Regions from separate parts of the Homo sapiens genome. Here region 1 is linked to region 2. Evidence: read pairs that join two places in POLR2A ChIA-PET (ENCODE). Cell type or tissue: K562. All regions are shown on one strand. Links, peaks and the distances in the headings refer to the core of each region. The heading gives the core; the rest is flanking DNA. Region 1 has its middle 17 kb from the start of MIR10525. Region 2 overlaps CLIP2 (CAP-Gly domain containing linker protein 2).

Region 1 (9,704 bases), core at 2,609-7,608, 250 kb before region 2:
GAGAAGACTTTTACTGGGTCAGAAAGGAGGAGGGGGCACAGGAGTCAGTCCAGGTTTCAGGAATTTGGCCCCAAAAGGCAGGAGAACCTCTTGAGGACAGGAGTTTGAAACCAGCCTGGGAAGCATAGTGAGACCCCATTTCTACAAAAATAAAAATTAGCCGGGCATGGTAGCGTGTGCCTGTGGTCCCAGCTACTCAGGAGGCTGAGGCAGGAGAATCATGGATCACTTGAACCTGGGAGGTCGAGGCTGCAGTGAGCTGTGATTACGCCACTGCGCCTCCACCTGGGTGTTAGAGCAAGGCCCTGTCTCTAAAAACAGAAAAAAAAAAAAAAAAAAAAGCAGAGAGAGAAAAGAAAGAAACCCTTCTCTCTGCTGGCTCCCCCAGAACCTAGCTGGGTCCTGCAAAACTAACCCCACTGCCATTTCCCTCTGCCATCTCTCCTTTGAACAATCCCCACGGATCTCTGCTTGGTCCCAGCCTGTCTGAGTTTCCAAGAACAGAAGGAACGATGGCACCTGCTGCAAGATGTTGAGAGATAAATGAGGAAGCCGCTCAGACAGCCAGAAAGACAGGAAACCCTTGGCTGCCTCGAGAGAGGAAATAGGAGCAGGGAGGCAGGGGTGTGGGAGGGGGTTTGGGCCAGCAGCACTGTGATCCCCACCCCCGTCCCCACCACGTGGCTTCACAGGGCAGGCGCCATGAAGGCTCTGAGCAGCAAAGAGCTGCTGACCAAGAAGACATGGATCATGTGCAAGCATGGCCACATGGTTTTGTTTGTTACTGGGCACACGCCTGGCTCCTGTGTGCCCCAGCCCAGCTCAGCTGCATGTAAGATGGGATCCAGCCACCATCTCAGAGCCCCAGAGCAGGGCAGGTAACTGGGTCTGCTCATGAGAGCCAGGGCACACCTCTGGGGAGCCTGGGGCCAGCGCCACATGCCACAGCTGTCACTCTGCTCCTCTGCCAGGCTGCACTTGCCCCTCTGGGTCTCATGTCCCCAGGCAGGGCCCTGCCGGTCTCCTGGATGCCTGCTGCATTAGGCTAATGGAACTGGAGCCTGACCCTTTGCACCAAGGAATTTGGAGCAACTCTGAATCTGGTGGCCTGGGCTCAAACTGGAAAACTCCACCGAACCTTCCATGTCCTCAGTCTCCCTAGGCCTGCACCTACCACACTCTGCCACCACGCCCGGCTAATTTTGTATTTTTAGTAGAGACTGAGTTTCGCCGTTGGGAGGCTCAGGCAGGAGAATCGCTTGAACTTGGGAGGCAAAGGTTGCAGTGAGCGGAGATCACACCACTGCACTCCAGCCCGGGTGACAGAGCGAGATTCTACCTCAAAATAAATAATTAATTAATTAATTAAAAAATAGAAACCTCATAATCTCTCCATTGTCTCTAATCTTATCCCTTGATATTGACTATCAATGTTAATGGCAAGATATGTATCCTTCAGCATCTTTATGCTCATGTAAGTGATCACACATACACACGTAATTTTTCTACCTTTTCTCTTTATTTTTATGAAACAGAGTCTTGCTCTGTGGTTCAGGCTGGAGTACAGTGGCACGATCATAGCTCACAGCACCCTCTACCTGCTGTGCTCAAGTGATCCTCCAGCCTCAGCCTCCGGAGTAGCTGGGACCACAGGCATGCACCACCATGGCTGGCTAATTTTCTAGCTTAATGAAAATGGAGCATATGGTGATCAGTCAGGATTGCATTCAGCTCCTGCAAACCGTGGCTTAAATAAGAAATGAGTTTCACTTTTCTTGGGTGACAGCAGCTCAGGGTTAGATGGTGCAGTCTGCAGCAGCTGCTGAAACACACACTCTCTCTCCTTATGCGCCCTATTTCCAGAGTGTCACTTTGGTCCCCACGGTCATAGATGGCTTCTGCCTTCTAGGCGCTGAGTGCACGGTCGGGGCGAGAGAAGACAAAGGGAAAGAGACATGTATCAGCCAACTCTGATTCAAAGCACAATATGTGCTATGGGAAAACAACAGTTGGCCAGGCATGGTGGCTCACGCCTGTAATCCCAGTGCTTTGGGAGGCTAAGGCAGGAGGATCGCTTGAGGTCAGGAGTTCAAGGCTGCAGTGAGCTATGATCATGCCACCAAACTCCAGCTTGAGTGACAGAATGAGACCTTGTCTAAAAACAAACAAACCAAAAAACGCTCATTGATTTTTGCCTGATTAGAAGTGTAATATGTGCTAATTTTAGAAAAATGTAAAAAAAAAAAAAGGAAAAAGAAAAGTATACAAAGAGAAAAGCATGAGGAAAAAATAAAAACACTCATAATCCCACTACTGAAAGATAATTACTACTTATATTTCTACACTGCCTTCCACTCTTTCTTCTACACTTGCTTTTTTTTTGAGATGAAGTCTTGCTCTCTTGCCCAGGCTGGAGTACAATGGCTCAATCTCAGCTCACTGTAAACTCTACCTCCCAGGGTCAAGCAATTCTCATGCCTCAACCTCTCCATTAGCTGGGATTACAAGCATGTGCCACCAGGCCTGGCTAATTTTTGTATTTTTAAAAAAATTAATTATTTATTTTTTTGAGACAGAGTCTCAAATTTTTTCTTTTTCTTTTCTTTTTTTTTTTTTTTTAATAGAGACGGGTTTCGCCATGTTGGCCAGGCTGGTTTTGAACTTCTGACCTCAAGTGATCCACCTGCCTCAGCCTCCCAAAATGTTGGGATTATAGATGTAAACCACTGCGCCCGGCCCCAAACAGAAACTCTTTACCCATTAAACGCTAACTCTCCATATCCCCTTCTCCTGATCTCTAGTTGCCTTTATTCTATTTTCTGTCTGTGTGAATTTACCTTTTCTAGATATATCACATAAGTGGGATTATACAATTGTTCCTTTTTTTTTTTGAGACGGAGTTTTACTCTTGTCACCCAGGCTGGAGTGTAGTGGCTTGATCTTGGCTCACTGCAACCTCTGCCTCCCGGGTTCAAGTGATTTTCCTGTCTCACCTTCCCAAGTAGCTGGGATTACAGTTGCCTGCCACCATGCCCGGCTAATTTTTTTTTTTTTTTTTTTGTATTTTTAGTAGAGACGGTATTTCACTGTGTTGGCCAGGCTGGTCTCGAACTCCTGACCTCAGGTGATCCACCCGCCTCGGCTTCCCAAAGTGTTGGGATTACAGGCGTGAGCCACTGTGCCCGGCCATTGAATTGTTCTTGATGGCTTATTTCCCTTAGCAATGGGCTTATGGCCTCCTGGGAAGACAACATGGTCACTTTTACTTCCTGGCCCTGACAGCCAACCCAAGTATCTTAGTCCATATGGGTTGTTACAACAAAAATACCATACACTGGGGGGTGACTTATAAACAACAAGCGTTTTCTTCTTACAGTTCTTTTTTTTTTTTTTTGAGACAGAGTCTCGCCTTGTCGCCCAGGCTGGAGTTCAGTGGCTCAGTCTTGGCTCACTGCAATCTCTGCCTCCCAGGTGCAAGCGATTCTCCTGCCTCAGCCTCTCGAGTAGCTGGCACTACAGGTGTGTGCCACCACACCCAGCTAATTTTGTTGTATTTTAGTAGAGACAGGGTTTCACCCTGTTGGCCAGGCTGGTCTTGAACTCCTGACCTCAAGTGATCTGCCCGCCTTGGCCTCCCTAAGTGCTGGGATTACAGACGTGAGCCATTGCGCCTGGCAGGTTTCTGACAGTTCTGGAAGCTGGGAAGTCCAAGGTCAAAGTGCTGGCAGATTTGGTGTCTGGTAAGGGAACCGTTTCTCATAGATGGTCCCTTCTCACATGTCCTCATATGGTGGAATGGGCAAACAAGCTTAAACAGGTCCCTTTTATAAGGGCACTAATCCCATTCATGAAGGCTTCACCCTCATCACCTTATCTCCTCCCAAAGGCCCCACCAGTTTAAGAAAATTTTTATGTTAGAGATGGGGTCGGCCGGATGAGGTGGCTCATGCCTGTAATCCCAGCACTTTGGGAGGTTGAGGCAGGTGGATCATGAGGTCAGGAGTTTGAGACTAGCCTGGCCAACATGGTGAAACCCCGTCTCTACTAAAAACACAAAAATTAGCCAGGCGAGGTGGCAGGCACTTGTAATCCCAGCAACTTGAGAGGCTGAAGCAGGAGAATCGCTTGAACCCGGGAGGGGGAGGTTGCAGTGAGCCAAGATGGCACCACTGTCCTCTAGCCTGGGTGACAGAGCAAGACTCCATATCCAAAAATAAATAAATAAAATAAAATAAAATAAAAATACAAAAATTAGCCAGGCATGGTGGTGCATGCCTGTAGTTCCAGCTACTTGGGAGGCTGAGGCAGGAGAATTGCTTGAACCCAGGAGGCGGGTGCCAAGATCGCACCACTGCACTCCAGCCTGGGTGACAGAGTGAGACTCTGTTCTCAGCATGAAGCCTGAAGGCTATGAAGAAGAAAAGAGCATTCTGGGCCAGGGGTGGTGGCTCACACCTGGAATCCTAGCACTTTGGGAGGCCAAGGCAGGAGGATCCCTTGAGGCCAGGAGTTAGAGACCAGACTGGGGAACATAGTGAGACTCCTGTCTACAAAACATTAAAAAAAATTAGCTGTGGCCAGGCGTGGTGGCTCATGCCTGTAATTCCAGCACTTTGGGAAGCTGAGGCAGGCAGATCACTTGAGGTCAGGAGTTTGAGACCAGCCTGGCCAACATGGTGAAATCCTGTCTCTACTAAAAATGCAAGAATTAGGTGGGCCTGGTGATAGGTGTCTGTAATCCCAGCTACTTGGGAGGCTGAGGCAGGAGAATCGCTTGAACCTGGGAGGTGGAGGTCACAGTAAACCAAGATTATGCCACTGCACTCCAGCCTGGGTGACAGAGTGAGAGTGAGACTCTGTCTTAAAAAAAAAAAAAAAAAAAAAGGCTGGGTGCGGTGGCTCACGCCTGTAATCCCAGCACTTTGGGAGGCTGAGGCAGGAGGATCACCTGAGGTCAGGAGTTCAAGACCAGCCTGGCCAACATGGTGAAACCCCGTCTCTACTAAAAATGCAAAAATTAGCCAGGTGTGGTGGCGGGTGCCTGTAATCCCAGCTACTCAGGAGGCTGAGGCAGGAGAATCACTTGAACCTGGGAGGCGGAGGTTGCAGTGAACTGAGATCGTGCCATTGCACTCCAGCCTGGACAACAAGAGTGAAACTCCATTAAAAAAAAAAATCTGGGCACAGTGATGTGTGTCTGTAGTCCCAGCTACTTGGAAGGCTGAGGTGGGAGGATGGCTTGAGCCCAGGAGGTTGAGGCTGCAATGAGCTATGATGGCCCCACTGCACTCCAGTCTGGGCAACTGAGTGAGACCCTGTCACACACACACACAAAAAAAGGAAGAATAAAAAAAGAAAAGAAAAAAAGAAAAGAACATTCTTTTTGCTCGGGAGGTATTTAGACGGTATCATGAGCTTGTGTTTCAAGCTGTGTGTTCAATAAACCATTTCTGCAGGGACAATGACACATTGTGTGACATGCTCTGAGAGTGCCTGCTGGGCCTGGGCCGCTGGGGGAGGCTGCAAGGGACAGAAGACATTTCAGCTGGATCGTGGCCAGGCAAAGGAAAGGCAAGAACCAGCCAGGCAAAAGGCCTGGAGGTGTGAGAGGCTCTAGAATGATCTGAGACTGGTGAGTGGGGGAGGTGGCCTGGTTTGGCTGGAACCCAAGGCTCCCTGGGGGACAGGGAAGAAGTGAGCTATTGGGGCCAGGTCTCCGATGCCAGACTCACGCCTGTGGGTTTCCTCCTGGAGGCAGTGGAGGCTTGAATGGCTGTGCTTAAGCAGGAACGGGCAGGTCAGAGCTGGGGAGGAGAATGTCTTCTTACTGCTTCGTTTTATTTTTCAAGTGCCAACTTCTTAATATCTGTGAGTCAAGCACTGTGCTATTATTGGGATTGTGGCAACACCTCTAATTGACAGGTTTTTTTTTTTTTTTGGTATGTGTTTTTGAGACAAAGTCTTGCTCTGTCATCCAGACTGGAATGCAATGATGTGATCATGGCTTACTGCGGCCTCGACCTCCCAGGCTCAAGTGATCCTCCTGCTTCAGCCTCCCGAGTAGCTGGGATTACAGGCACACACCACCACGCCTGGCTCATTTATTTTTTGTAGAGATGGGATTTGGCTACATTGCCCAGACTGCTCTTGAACTGCTGGCCTCAAGGAATCCTCCTTCCCACCTTGGGCTCCTGAAGTGCTGAGATTACAAGTGGGAGCCACGGCACCCAGCCCTAATTAACGGTTCTTTTTTGCCAGGTGCAGTGGTTCCCGCCTGTAATCCCAACACTTTGAGAGGCTGAGGCAGGCAGATCACTTGAGGTCAGGAGTTCGAGACCAGCCTGGCTAACATGATTAAACGCTCTCTCTACTAAAAATAGAAAAATTAGCCAGGTGGGGTGGTGGGTGCCTGTAGTTTCAGCTACTCGGGAGGCTGAGACAGGAGAATCCCTTGAACCCAGGAGGCGGAGGTTGCAGTGAGTGGAGATTGCACTACTGCACTCCAGCCTAGGCAACAAGGCGAGACCTCTGTCTCAAAACAACAAACATATGAACAAACAAATCCCCACAAAAACAGTTTTGTTTTGTTTATTTATTTATTTATTTATTTTTATTTTATTTTATTTTTTTGAAATGGAGTCTTGCTCTGTCACCCAGGCTGGAGTGCAGTGGCGCGATCTCGGCTCGCTGCAAGCTCTGCCTCCTGGGTTCACGCCATTCTCCTGCCTCAGCCTCCCGAGTAGCTGGGACTACAGGTGCCCGCCACCACACCCAGCTTATTTTTTGTATTTTTAGTAGAGACGGGGGTTTCACCCTGTTAGCCAGGATGGTCTCGATCTCCTGACCTCGTGATCCACCCGCCTTGGTCTCCCGAAGTGCTGGGATTACAGGCGTGAGCCACCGCACCCGGCCTGTTTTGTTTTTTAAAAGCAGGCTGAGCACAGAGGTTCATGCCTGTAATCCCAGCATTTTGGGAGGCTGAGGCGAGAGGATCGCTTAAGTCAAGGAGTTTGAGACCAGCCTGCAACATAGTGAGACCCTGTCTCTACTAAAAAAAAAAAATTAAAAAGTGTGTGTGCCTGTGTGTATGTGTGTGTACACAATGTGTGTGTGTGAGTGTGTGTGCGTGTGCGCGTATTTCTCTGGTCTTTGCAGCTGAGATCTTTCCTGATGTCCCTTTCCTGTGCAGGGGAGGTCTGGTCTGAGCAAACCTGACTCGTCGGGACCCATTTCTGTTCTTCTTTTCTTCTTCTTTTTTTTTTTTTTTGAGACGGAATCTTGCTCTGTCGCCCAGGCTGGAGTGCAGTGGCACGATCTCAGCTCACTGCAAGCTCCGCCTCCCGGGTTCCCACCATTCTCCTGCCTCAGCCTCCCGAGTAGCTGGGACTACAGGCGCCTGCCACCACGCCCGGCTAATTTTTTGTATTTTTAGTAGAGACGGGGTTTCACCATGTTAGCCAGGATGGTCTCAATCTCCTGACCTCATGATCTGCCAGCCTTGGCCTCTCAAAGTGCTGGGATTACAGGCGTGAGCCACCGCGCCCGGCCCTCTGTTTTTCTTTTCAAATGTACCTCTGTTACTCTCTTTCAAACACATTAGGGAAACCGAAAGAGAAGCTCTGTCCAGCCCCAAGTTGCGGGGTTCGCCTGGGGCAGTGCTCAGCCGCCTGAGTCAGTCTGGCGGTCTCCTCTGAAGCCAAGCCTGGTGCTTCATCTTTTCTAGTTGTGTAACCCTGGACTCAGCCCTTCATCTTTCTGAACCTCAGATTCTTCATTTGTGAAATGAAGAAATAATATTTACTTTGCAGGGCTGTGAGGATTAACAGAGCACATAAAAGTTCTTGCGTAATGGGCCGGGCATGGTGGCTCATGCCTGTAATCCCAGCACTTTGGGAGGCTGAGGTGGGCGGATCCCTTGAGGTCAGGAGTTCAAGACCAGCCTGGCCAACATGGTGAAACACTGTCTCTACTAAAAATACAAAAATTAGCCGGGCGTGGTGGCGGGTGCCTGTAATCCCAGCTACTCGGGAGGCTGAGGCAGGAGAATCGCTTGAACCTGGGAGGTGGAGGTTGCAGTGAGCTGAGATTGTGCCACTGTACTCCAGCCTGGGTGATAGAGCAAGACACCGTCTCAAAAAATAAATAAATAAATAAATAAATAAATAAATAAATATAGGATTTCTATGGAGTTCCAATTTATGACCAGAAATAGAGAAAGCAAATTCTACTGATGGAGGCACAAGTCATAGTTCCCCTACAGATGGATTCTGGGGCTGAGGTTGGGGGAAGGAGGTTACTGGAATCACTGGAGCAGGAGGATTTAAAGAGTTAAGGCAGGCCGGGCGTGGTGGCTCTTGCCTGTAATCACAGCACTTTGGGAGGCTGAGGCAGGCAGATCACCTGAGGTCAGGAGTTCGAGACCAGCCTGACCAACATGGAGAAACCCCATCTCTACTAAAAAATACAAAATTAGCCGGGCGTGGTGGCACATACCTGTAATCCCAGCTACTCGGGAGGCTGAGGCGGGAGAATCACTTGAACCTGGGAGGTGGAGGTTGCTGTGAGCCAAGATTGCACCATTGCACTCCAGCCTGGGCAACAAGAGTGAAACTCCGTCTCAAAAAAAAAAAAAAAGAGTTAAGGCAGCTGGGTGCAGTGGCATGTGCCTGTAATTCTAGTGCTTTGGGAGGCTGTGGAAGGAGGATCACTTCAGTCTGGGAATTGGAGGCTGCAGTGAGCTAGGAGCGCGCCACTGCACTCCAGCTGGGTGACAGAGTGAGACCCTGTCTCAAAAAAAAAAAAAAAAAAAAAGATTTAAGGGCCCTCTTATTTTCCAGGAGACCGGTGTAGTTTATATTCTTTCACCAACTCGCTCACATTTAGTGAGTACCTTGTATGTCCTGGACGTAGGCGCTAGGATAGAACGGTGGATAAAATGGACACAGTCCTTGACATCATAAAGCATAAAGCAGGCAGAGAAGCAGAAAATAATGACAGAAAAAATAAGTTATTGTAGGCTGGGTGCAGTGGCTCACGCCTGTAATCCCAGCACTTTGGATGGCTGAGACGGGTGGATCACTTGAGGTCAGGAGTTCAAGACCAGCCTGGCCAACATGGTGAAACACTGTCTCTACTAAAAATACAAAAATTAGCCAGGCGTGGTGGCGCAAGCCTGTTATCCCAGCTGCTTAGGGGTCTGACGCAGGAGAATCACTTGACCCTGGGAGACGGAGGTTGCAGTGAGCCAAGATCCCGATACTGCACTCCAGCCTGGGTGACAGAATAGACTCCACCTCAAAAAAAAAAAAAAAAAAAAAAAAAAAAAGAACGAATGATACTTGATATTAATAAAATGATATTTATTTACTTGAGATAGGGTCTTGCTCTGTCGCCCAGGCTGGAGTACAGTGGCACAATTATAGCTCACTGCAGCCTTGAATCCCTGGGCTCAGGTGAGCCTCCCACCTTGGTCTCCTTAGTAGCTGGTACTACAGGTGCCCACCATCATGCCCAGCCATGAGTTTTAGGAAGATGATGAAATTTAAAAATTACAGGGCAGTGGCCAAGTGCAATGGCTCACACCTGTAATCCCAGCATTTTGTGAGTCCCAAGTGAGAGGATCCCTTGAGGCCAGGAGTTTAAGACCAGCCTGGGCAACATAGTGAACTTCTGTCTTTACAATAAGAAAAATTAGCTGGGCATGG
Region 2 (5,000 bases), core at 1-5,000:
TGCCTCAGCCTCCGGAGTAGCTGGGATTAGAGGCGCCCGTCACCATGCCCAGCTAATTTTGTATTTTCAGTAGAGACGGTGTTTCACCACGTTGGCCAGGCTGGTCTCAAACTCCTGACCTCAAGTGATCCGCCGCTTTGGCCTCCCAAAGTGTTGGGATTACAGGCGTGAGCCACCACGCCCAGCCTTTATTTTAGACTTCTGGCTTCCAGAACTGCGAAAGCATATGTTTGTGCTGTTTTAAGCCACACATTTGTGGCTGTGCATTATTGCAGCCCCAGGAAATTGATACAGGTGCTTGCTTCTTCCTCAATTGGGTGGAGATGTCAAATGGGCATGGTACAGGGAGCTTGGGGAAGACTGTGGATCTTACAGGGGCTCATTCCAGGGCATGGAGGCCACAGACTGGAAGCTCTCAGGGTGAGTGTGGACAAGGGGTGAACGGACCTGGGACTGAGCCCTTGGATGGGACAATGTTCAGAGATTAGGAAGGAGGAGACGCCAGCAGAGGAGGCTGGGGAGTTGGAATGGGGGCATCTCATTGTGTAGTTGGGGCAGTGTGGACAGGAGGGAAGACCATGAGCCTGATAACCTTCTGGGGGTTTTGCAATAAAGACAGGCAGAGAGGTGGGGTGATAAAGCGGAGGGGGCCAGGAGGTCAAGGAGGGGCTCTGGCTTTTATTTCTGACTTTTAAGATGGGTGGGGGCCAGATGTGATGGCTCATGCATGTAATCCCAGCCCTTTGGGAGGCTGAGGCAGGATTGCTTGAACCTAGGAGTTTGAGACCCACTTGGGCAACATAGCGAGACCCTGCCTGGGCAACATAGTGAGACCCAGCCTCTACAAAAAAAAATACAAAAATTAGCTGGGTGTGGTGGCACACGCCTGTAGTCCTAGCTACTTGGGAGGCTGAGGCAAAGCATCACTTGAGCCCAGGAAGTGGAGGCTTCAGTGAGCCCAGATGGTGCCACTGTACTCCAGCCTGGGCAACAGAGTGAGATCCTGTCTCCAAAAAAGAAAAAAAAGGGTGGGGATGAGGGGATGAGTGGGACTTTGGTCATTTTGCCTTCTGGTTGCCATGAATATGATCACAATTCAGTTTGCTACAATAAAACGTTGCATGGGGAATTCTGCAGCCCTTTGGACTGACTTAGCTGTCACTGTCTGTCCCGCCCCCTGCCTCTCCCAGCCAGGGCCGGCTGGATCCGGGGTGGACCCCTATCCAGAGCCAGCCAGCCCATTGGCTATCCCTGGGACCAATCAGAGCCTCTCTCAATGACAGCTGGTAGGTAGTGGGCGGGGCTGGGAGAAGAGCAGAGCCGAGAAACACAGTGGGAAACAGACAGGAGGAGCCTGACCTCAGACACAGATCGGAAGGAGACCCTGAGTAAGGGGCACATGGATGGGCTTAGCTCCCGATGCTGTTTCTGGCTCCAGTCCCCTGAAATGCCTGCCCTTGGAGGCTGTGACCTTTCCTACAGCCCTTCAGTAAGCCCCCATGGTGACTGCAGCTGGCACAGGGGGGTCTCTGTTCCTGGCAAATACAGGTGCTTTTCCCAGAAGTCCATCCAACCCCTGCAGGAGAGCAACTGCCAATGGAAAAGTCAGCCAGGAGCAACCACATGGCCTGCCCCTTGGCCAAGAGGGAAACTTAATTAGAACATGCTGAGCTGGGCTGAGGCTCTGACGCTGGGTTGTGCCCCAACATCCATTCTTTTTTTTGAGACAGTCACACACACACACACACACACACACACACACACACACACACACACACACACACACACAACAAAAAACAGGCGCAATCATAGCTCACTGCAGCCTCCATCTCCCAGATTCAAGCGATCCTCTAGCCTCAGCCTCCCTGAGTAGCTGGGACCACAGGTGCACATGACCATGCTTGGCTAACTTTTTAAATTTTTTGTAGAGATGGGATCTTGCTACGTTGCCCAGGCTGGTCTTGAACTTCTGGGCTCAAGTGATCCTCTGCCTTGGCTTCCTGAAGTGCTGGGATTATAGGTGTGAGCCACCATACCCAGCTCCCTTGGTCTCTGAGCCTCAGTTTTCCTACCTATAAATTCTGTGACTCAGCAAGCTACTTTCAGCCAAAATTTTACCTGGAATCCAAGATGAACGAAGGGGCACCTTTAGGGCTATTGCCTAAGAAGAAGGGACAGGGGACCTCAGCCACTCTATCCTGGGGCCCAGCCCCCCATCTGCCCTGCCCTGGGTTCGTCCTGCCCACCCCATCCAGCTGCTGACACGGGGAGCACAGCTTCCCTGGGGGGCTCCTGGGGCTGAGCCACTAACACCTCAGACATCAGACCTTTGATCCTTCCCCATTTTCCCCCCCAGCCCCTTCCCCGGGGGGGCCTAGAGGTGCTGCTGGACCTCACAACCATCTGCCCTAGCAAGGGCCAGGCACCGGTGCTAAGTGTGCCCAGGGAAGGGGCCTCTGACTGTTACCTCCAGGTCTCCCTTGGTGATGGACTCCTCCTCCACGCGGAACTGCAGATCCTCCACCTTCCTGCAGGGGAGGGAAAGAGGTGGCTGACCTGGCTTTGCCCAGAGCAACGGGATTCACCGAATGAGCAACAGCAGAGAGAGGCAAGGCCATGAGAATGGCCCAGAATCCAGAGGCGAGGCCATCAAAATGTCCCACAGTCCTGGAAAGCTCTAGACCTCCCAACCTGCTGACCTGCACTCTAGGAAGAACCACCAATAACTCCAGAATGGCAGTGTTTAAGGCAACACCCTTCCTCCCCAGGGTGGTGGGAAATAAAATAAAGGGCAGGGTGGCCCGGGGATGTGAGTGACAACACTGTTTTCTTTCCTTCTTTCTTTCCTTCCTTCCTTCCTTCCTCCCTCCCTTTTTTTTTTTTTTTTGAGACAGAGTCTCGCTCTGTTGCCCAGGCTGGAGTGCATTGGTGTGATCTCGGCTCACTGAGGCCTCTGCCTCCACGGTTCAAGCAATTCTCCTGCCTCAGCTTCCTGAGTAGCTGGGATTACAGGCATACATCACTGGGCATGCAACCTCAATAAAAAATTTTTGTAGTTTTAGTAGAGACAGGGTTTTAACATGTTGGCCAGGCTGGTCTCGAACTCCTGGCCTCAAGTGATCTGCCCACCTCAGCCTCCCAAAGTGCTGGGATTACAGGCGTGAGCCTCCGCGCCCAGCTGACAACACTGTTTTCATCACTGCGGGGAACAGACACTACCACAAGGAACAACCTGTGGGGAGGAAGGAAAGGAGAGAAGGAAAGTGGGCTTCCTTTGCTGTTGATCTTGTTCTCATCACAGGCCTCAAAACTGGGGGTCAGAGACCCAATCCCCACTCCCAGGGCTGCCCCTGGATGTGGAATGCCCAGGCATCAGGGCTACCCTCAGGGAGACACACTCTGTCACACACCTGTCAAGACAGCGCAGGGGAGAGACACAGGCCCACCCCACCTTACAGCCACACATAGGAACTCAAGGCTGGGCCAGTTGCAGTGGCTCACGCCCGTAATCCCAACACTTTGGGAGGCCAAGGTGGGCGGATCACCTGAGGTCGGGAGTTTGAGACCAGCCTGACCAACATGGAGAAACTGTCTCTACTAAAAATACAAAATTAGCGGGGCGTGGTGGCGCATCCCTGTAATCTCAGCTACTCAGGAGGCTGAGGCAGGAGAATGGCTTGAACCCAAAAGGCAGAGGTTGCGGTGAGCTGAGATCGTGCCATTGCACTCCAGCCTGGGCAACAAGAGCGAAACTCCATCTTGGGGGAAAAAAAAAAAAGCTCAAAGCTGCTCTTCCTAGGGCCTCCTAACAGCTCTCGGCATAGCAATGAGGAATGAGGCCCAGAGAGGGCAGGCGACCTGCCGAAGGCCACACAGCAAGCACAGGACAATGCAGAGACTTGCACCCAGGCCCCTTCTGAACAAAACTCCATGATGCCTTGTGTTTGTGGCTGAGCACAGTGGCTCCTGCCTATAATCCCAGCACTTTGGGAGGCCGAGGCGGGTGGATCACTTGAGTCCAGGAGTTCAAGACCAACCTGGCCAACATGGTGTAACCCTGTCTCTACTAAAAATATAAAAATTAGCCAGGCATGGTGATGCGCACCTGTAGTCCCAGCTACTTGGGAGGCTGAGGCAGGAGAATTGCTTGAACCTGGAGGTGGAGGTTGCAGTGAGCCGAGATCACACCACTGTACTCCAGCCTGGGTGACAGAGCGAGACTCTGTCTAAAGAAACAAAAAAAAAAAAAAAAAAGAAAAGAAAAAGAAAAAAAGATCTGTGTTTGTTGGCGTCAGGCACATCGCCATGGGAACCAGATGTGTAGGCCACTATGGCTGTCTCAGGCAAATATAAATACACCCTCATCTCCCTGAATCCGACAGTAACAACAGCTTATGGAGCGCAGGTGCCAGCTGAAAGCCCACAGAACAGACCCAAGTGGGGGTGTTGGGGATGGGGGCTGGCTGCTGCCTGGGGACAGGGGAGGGAGATGTAGGTATCTGGGCATCATCTAGGAGGTAGAGAGGATCCCAGGCCAAGGCAAACCTCTGTCCACTGTCAGCTTTGTGTCCTACAAGGAGGTGACCCAGGACCAAGTCGGCCAGAGTCCCCACCGCCTGGTGTCTTTGGTTGGAGGGCTGCAGGGGAGATGGGTCCCACTTGTGACTTTTTTTTTTTTTTTTTGAGGCGGAGCCTCGCTCTGTTACCCAGCTGTACTGTAGTGGTGTGATCTCGGTTCACTGCAACCTCCACCTCCTGGGTTCAAGCGATTCTCCTGCCTCAGCCTCCCGAGTAGCTGGGATTACAGGCACCTGCCACCATGCCCAGCTAATTTTTGTATTTTTAGTAGAGACAGGGTTTCACCACGTTGGCCAGGCTGGTCTCAAACTCCTGACCTCAGGTGATCCGCCTGCCTCGGCCTCCCAAAGTGCTGAGATTACAGGCATGAACCACTGCATCTGGCCTTGAAAGCGATGACACCAGCGAAGCACACAGCACAG

What was found. ChIA-PET counts read pairs that join two places held together with the same protein. Peaks named below come from ENCODE experiments on the same cell type or tissue, not always from the same donor. Only the 100,000 strongest peaks of a DNase experiment are listed, where the experiment ranks them.
Region 1: POLR2A ChIA-PET joins it to region 2 with 7 read pairs; 2 of 35 experiments call an interaction of 5 or more read pairs at or near these places.

Annotation. Positions count from the first base shown.
Region 1 is chr7:74,608,534-74,618,237 of GRCh38, reverse strand. No RefSeq gene overlaps it. Among named protein-coding and RNA genes, the nearest start is that of MIR10525, 17 kb to the right of the region's middle. RefSeq lists enhancers at 265-829, 830-1,395. In K562, for the core only: no CTCF peak of the experiment used is centred there; a DNase peak (open chromatin) is centred at 5,637.
Region 2 is chr7:74,361,783-74,366,782 of GRCh38, reverse strand. It overlaps CLIP2 (CAP-Gly domain containing linker protein 2), which reads right to left. Exons shown (of 17, transcript NM_003388.5): 8 at 2,468-2,528. Among named protein-coding and RNA genes, the nearest start is that of CLIP2, 75 kb to the right of the region's middle. RefSeq lists enhancers at 1,079-1,948, 1,949-2,820. In K562, for the core only: a CTCF peak has its summit at 2,524; DNase peaks (open chromatin) are centred at 1,222 and 2,522; H3K4me3 peaks cover 232 bases.